Regions from separate parts of the Homo sapiens genome. Here region 1 is linked to region 2. A link is a loop called in an ENCODE intact Hi-C map of the cell type or tissue named here. Cell type or tissue: K562. All regions are shown on one strand. Links, peaks and the distances in the headings refer to the core of each region. The heading gives the core; the rest is flanking DNA. Region 1 holds the start of LOC124901407 (a long non-coding RNA gene). Region 2 overlaps MYB (MYB proto-oncogene, transcription factor).

Region 1 (2,808 bases), core at 165-2,664, 110 kb before region 2:
ACAGTTATGTGAACTGTAATGGAATCCTCTGGTTAAAACCTTTCTGTGCCTTTCCATTGGCCATATTATTGAGTCTGAACTTTATCAACATGCATGATCTGAGCCCTGCTTACTCCATGAGCCTCAGCTTCTCCTAACCTTCTATCTCAGCTCTCACGTCTAATGCCGGGTTCCCACCACATGGGACTCTTAGGTTTCTCTTCCCTGGACTCTCACGTGCTGTGCACACTGAGACATGCTATAAATATATATATATATATATATATGTATATATAACTATATATGTAATTTTCCATTACATATGTAGTTGTATAACCTATACATTTTCAGATACTGTTTAAGTAGAGGGGAAAACAGCATAAATGTATTATTTAGTATAGATGTTATTATGTCCTACTTTATACAGTGTATCAGATCTAAATCTAAAATGAATTGAGGTCTTCCTGCCTTTAACTACTATAAGGGATTTTTTTCTTCTTCTTTTTTTTTAGAGACAAGGTCTTCCTGCGTCACCCAGGCTGAAGTGTAGTAGTGCAGTCATAGCTCACTGCAGCCTCCAAACCCTGGGGCTCAAGTGATCCTCCCACCTCAGCCTCCTGAGTGCTAGGACTGCAGGCACACACTACCACAGCCAACTAATTTTTTTTGTTGTTTTTTTATATAGAGATGGAGGTCTGGCTTTGTTGCTCAGGTTGATCTCTAACTCTTGGCTTCAAGCAGTCCTCCTGCCTCGGCCTCCCAAAGTGCTGAGACTACAGGCATGAGCCACCATGCCCAGCCAAGGATTTTTAAATGCCTGTGCAGCCACTGCCATATCATTTTGACTTGGGTTTTCAAAAGAAAAGGAAGTCAAATATAATGATTATTGTAACACAAAGAAGAGGATTCTCATGAAAAGGCTTTTCCTCTTAAATTCGTATCAAGTAAAAATAACTTATATGGATACTTTTTAAAGATAGAAGGCTTAAGTTGTTGATATAAAACATCAAAAAATATGTATGTGTGTAGAGAAATTTATCTCAAAAAAAGACATTAACAGTAAACCAAGCAATACAATCAGATTGTTCCATTGAGTTTTTCCTTTTTGTAAAACTGTAGACCTTCTGAAGAATTTTTTTTCAGATGCATCTGCTTAGCACAGAGAATGAGACATAAAGGTAGTATAAAACAATTCTAAAAAAGTAAATGGTGTGTGAGCTTTTTTTTATTTGCTTCACAAGTAATTTACTTTAAAAAATTAACATCTGCTATTTTGAAGCTAATCTTAGTGTATTGAATGCTCGTAACCATTTCTCAATCCCACAGTCTTTTATCTTGCTTCTCCTGCTGTGTTCCCACCACCCCTCATCCCATTAGCAAACCTTGAGACAGCCTCACACTTACCAAAGTACTGCTTTGGTTTCAGCTGCTCTTCTGCAAGAGGAAGTGAATGTTGGGGGTTTTCTCTGTGGTACAGTTGTGATAAAGCTGTGGTGGTCTTATCTCTCTCTTAGGTAGTGGCTCTTTATGACTACACAGCGAATCGATCAGATGAACTAACCATCCATCGCGGAGACATTATCCGAGTGTTTTTCAAAGATAATGAAGACTGGTGGTATGGCAGCATAGGAAAGGGACAGGAAGGTTATTTTCCAGCTAATCATGTGGCTAGTGAAAGTAAGTTTTATGCTCCCTTCCTGGTTTACTAGTATGGTATAACTGATAGTCCAAGATTTTATCATTTTCTAGTCTTTAATTTACTGTCTTTGTAACCTTTGCATATGTTTACCAATGGGTATTGTTTTTCATTCTCATGATGTAAAAAAATAAAAAGAGGAGGCACTAGTACATTAGAAGCTGCTCCATTCTGAGATTGGAATGTTTGTTTCATGGACTTCTTATCCTCGGGGACCCTGCCCCTCTAGCTACCAGCTTTCTTATTCAACTCATTTGACCCTGCCACCTGCCTCATGCACAGTTCTGTCAGTTCTTCTCTAGCCACAGTGCCTCCTCAGCTGACTGGCATCTTAAGAGCTTCTAGTTCCCCAACTGCATTCTTTTACTTTGTATACCTCAGTCCTATCTGGTTACCTGTGAAAACAAAACTACAATAAGTTGTTTCATTCTCAAGTAAATTTAGCCCTCATTTATGGGGGAAAAAATGAGCCAGAGCTGAAAATATGTAAGCACAAAGTTGATAAATGACAATTATTTAAAAGTTATGTGCACGTGTTGACAAAGCCTAGAACTTACCATGTGATGTGACAAGACTGTATGAACCTTTCTTGTATTTTAATTTCTACTTCGTGTTTTAATAATGGTTTTTGTTCATTAAATAATAGCTTAAAATGAAAAAAAAAAGAGCTAGGGAAGAAAATCTAAATATGAGTTTCTGAAAGCTGTAGATTCACCACTAGGCCTTGAGAGGTGAAAACAGAACGAACGCAGAGAGCCTGAAAACAAAAATAATAATAACTTAAAACTGTCATTAAAGGGGAGAAGTACAGTAGTGCTTCTTGAGAAGAATGCATTCTATCCACAATTAACTTGATAGCATGCTAGGAAAAGCACAACACTCAGGGGTCAGGAAAACTGACTTCTAACCTCAGCTCAACATCTTACACTCATACGCCCCAGTTACCTTCTGTAAAATGAAGGAATTAAATGATATTATCTGTAAGCTTTTCTTCTGTAAGCACAAAAATTCTGGTTCTGATTCAAAATGTAGTATAGGCGGGCCAGGCACTGTGGCTCACGCCTGTAATCCCAGCACTTTGGGAGGCCGAGGCAGGCAGATCACTTTAGGTCAGGAGTTCGAGACCAGCCTGG
Region 2 (2,808 bases), core at 142-2,641:
AGTTCTGTGTCTTTTTTGTTTTCGTTTTTGAGAGAGGGTCTTGCTCCTTGCCCAGGCTGGCATGATCACAGCTCACTGCAGCCTCCATATCCGGGGTTAAAGTTGATTCTCCAACCTCAGCCTCCTCAGTAGCTCAGACTACAGGCAGGTGCTACACTACACCTGGCTAATTTTTGTATTTTTGGTAGAGACAGGGTCTCGCTGTGTTGCACAGGCTAGTCTCAACCTCCTGGACTGAAGTGATCCACTTGCCTTGGCTTCCTAAAGTGCTGGGATTACAGGCATGAGCCACTACACCTGGCCTAAAAGTCAAGGTCTGATCCTTTGTAATATAGTCCTTAGGTTGACTCAGAATTCCCAAAGTCGATTCAGGAGAATCTAGTACTAAGTATTATCAACTGAATCTATTTTCAACTTGAAATCTGACTGTGTTCCTGTGAGATCCCCTACACAGCTCATCACTGTATTCATATTTAGCTCTTCCTCCAGGACTAGGTATTTAAAAATGAGATCAATATAAAGAAGGTACCATATATTTGTAATTAGAGTTCTGAGAGACCTTTCCAAATAGTTAGCTTCTCCTAAGTCAAAAGAGAATTTACCAAGAAACAAATAAAAATGAAATATCCAAATTCCAGAAAGCATAGCATTTCTGAGTCATATATCCCCTGAAGCTCAGAGCTAGGGCAGCCAAGATGACTTGGAACGCCTGATTCTCCCAGTATAGACAAACACCAGGATGTGGTAGCCACCATGTACGAGAACCACTGTGTGTAGGAACAAAAAGGCCACCAAGCATGAGCGAGGCAGCTCCTTTTCTGCACCAGGAAAGCACAAGACAAGCACATCTTACCACAATAAATGAAACAAACTGGTCAGAGTAGACATATGCCTATGTCGTGAAAGTCAAGGAAGATCAGAAGATTGAGTACTTTGGTACAAAAAAAAAGAAACGCTCCCTTTCTCCCATCTTACCTGAAGCCTGGGAGCCCCATGCCAACTTTTCATGCAGAAAGAATTATTTTGACAAAGGAAGATTAATGTCTTTGTGCTGGAAGAACATTTTTAAATACTGTCATACATATCTTTGCAAATTCTCCTTGTTCTCTCTCCCTAAACTTTAGTTTCATTTACCCTAAAGAACTGCTGAGAATTATGGGTTTCTGCATATGAATTCTTGTTAAGTTACTAACCCATGGTGCTCTTGCAGACATGTCACTCTATCATAATTCATTTCAACATTAATAATCCTACCCACACATCCTCCTCCTGTGGCCGGGGAGTCATCTCGCTTATCCTGTAATGTGCCTTTAATTGCCCCTGGGCAGAAGTGAACTATAAACAGTCTGTCAAAGCTTTAACTGGGATATCCTGTTAAAGCACTTTAAATAAATATTGCCATCTTTTGTAGAAAACAGAAGAAATAAAAAGAAACAAGACCATGTCCACAGGTGGTTTTCTGTCAGAATTAGATGATCTTCACATTTTCATTTAGAACATGAATAGTTTTTTCATCAAGCTGAACAAAAACGGTTCTTATTATTATATTCATACAGCAACTTCACCCAGTATCTGCTGGCTTCAAAAGCCTTGGCAAATTATGTGTTTTACAATTTGCTGACCTAATAAGAAACTTGTATAAACTAAAAAAAAAAAAAAAAAAAAAAAAAAAAAAAAAGTAAAACCAAAGCAACTCATCAGATGGTATCATGTTTTTATTGTGTTTTGTTTTAAAATAAGCAGGCATCAATGGTATATAAAACAGTAAAAAATAAGAATTTTCTGCTTATTCTATTTCACCTATCTGAAAAAAAAATACTTCCTCTGGACTAAAATTCTAAAAATGAGAATTCCTTCCCAAAGGGACATCTTTTGAAAAAATGGATCAGTTATAAGAGAGACTGTAGAAATCTTTAGTTGTCTTTGGAAAGTCAGAGATAAGCTTAAACTGAAATGTTGCTAAGGTAAGATTAATGGTTACCAAACTTTTCTCGAGAGTAAATGCTTCCCTAGGTTGGCACAAATCAATTAAATGACTCCAACTTCAGCACTACTGATTTTCTATAGAAAATAATCTTAAAAGTTAGGGAAATAAAAATCGAGATGGTGATTGGAAGTTGCCTCATCCACCAATGACTCCACTTCCCAAGCCTAACTAACAATTGCAAATGTGGATGGACCTTTCCCAAATTTGGAGTTTGTCCCCGATGTCTCTAGAGGTCTCTTCACCTTTCACGTTGATAGACTTTCTAAGTTTATATCATATAGCCTAGGGTGGCACAACTTTTTGCAATATCCTTTTCCTTAGTCACATATGAGTTCCAAACTATTAAGATTAAGACCAAGTGCCAAATTGCTCTAAAGCAATTCTATCTTTGCTGGCCTGCCCAAGGAAGATTTTTATCTCAGAATGTTTATTCTCTCTAAGTGTCACCAAACAAAACAAATGAAAAATTCACATCTCAAAATGTCTGGGGCAGGGCATTCTGACTCTGAGCTCAACATAGCTTCTCCCTTCACTTAGCCCTTCTCAGTTCAACCCAAAAGCTATACACAGAAAAGCTGCTTAATTTATAACATTTTTTGAAAGCAGGTCACTGAATTACTACTGACAGCCACGTGAATTTCTGCCAGGGTAAGTGGAAAAAAGTGACCAAAAGGGAGAACCAAATGAGTGTGCAGGCATCCAGGGGAGCGGGTCAGCACAGCACACTAGATGAAAAAGGCTCGGAAAGATCTCTGTCGTGTGCAGACGGTTTCCATGTCTGTTTAAATGACAACACGAACAGCAGAAAAATAGAGAAAACC

What was found. A loop is a pair of places that touch in the nucleus more often than their neighbours do. Peaks named below come from ENCODE experiments on the same cell type or tissue, not always from the same donor. Only the 100,000 strongest peaks of a DNase experiment are listed, where the experiment ranks them.
Region 1: a loop joins it to region 2, with 3 times the contacts of the local background. A loop is called at or near these places in 2 of 110 quality-filtered maps.

The regions. Positions count from the first base shown.
Region 1 is chr6:135,322,010-135,324,817 of GRCh38, reverse strand. AHI1 (Abelson helper integration site 1) reads left to right here. Exons shown (of 29, transcript NM_001134831.2): 25 at 1,494-1,656. LOC124901407 (a long non-coding RNA gene) reads right to left here and starts at 1,434. Exons shown (of 2, transcript XR_007059783.1): 1 at 1,384-1,434. RefSeq lists a silencer at 1-187, a cis regulatory region at 1,344-1,491 and an enhancer at 1,833-1,972. In K562, for the core only: no CTCF peak of the experiment used is centred there; a DNase peak (open chromatin) is centred at 1,437.
Region 2 is chr6:135,211,095-135,213,902 of GRCh38, reverse strand. The region is part of intron 15 of MYB (MYB proto-oncogene, transcription factor); the gene reads right to left. The region is part of intron 2 of LOC105378011 (a long non-coding RNA gene); the gene reads left to right. Among named protein-coding and RNA genes, the nearest start is that of MIR548A2, 27 kb to the left of the region's middle. In K562, for the core only: no CTCF peak of the experiment used is centred there; no DNase peak of the experiment used is centred there.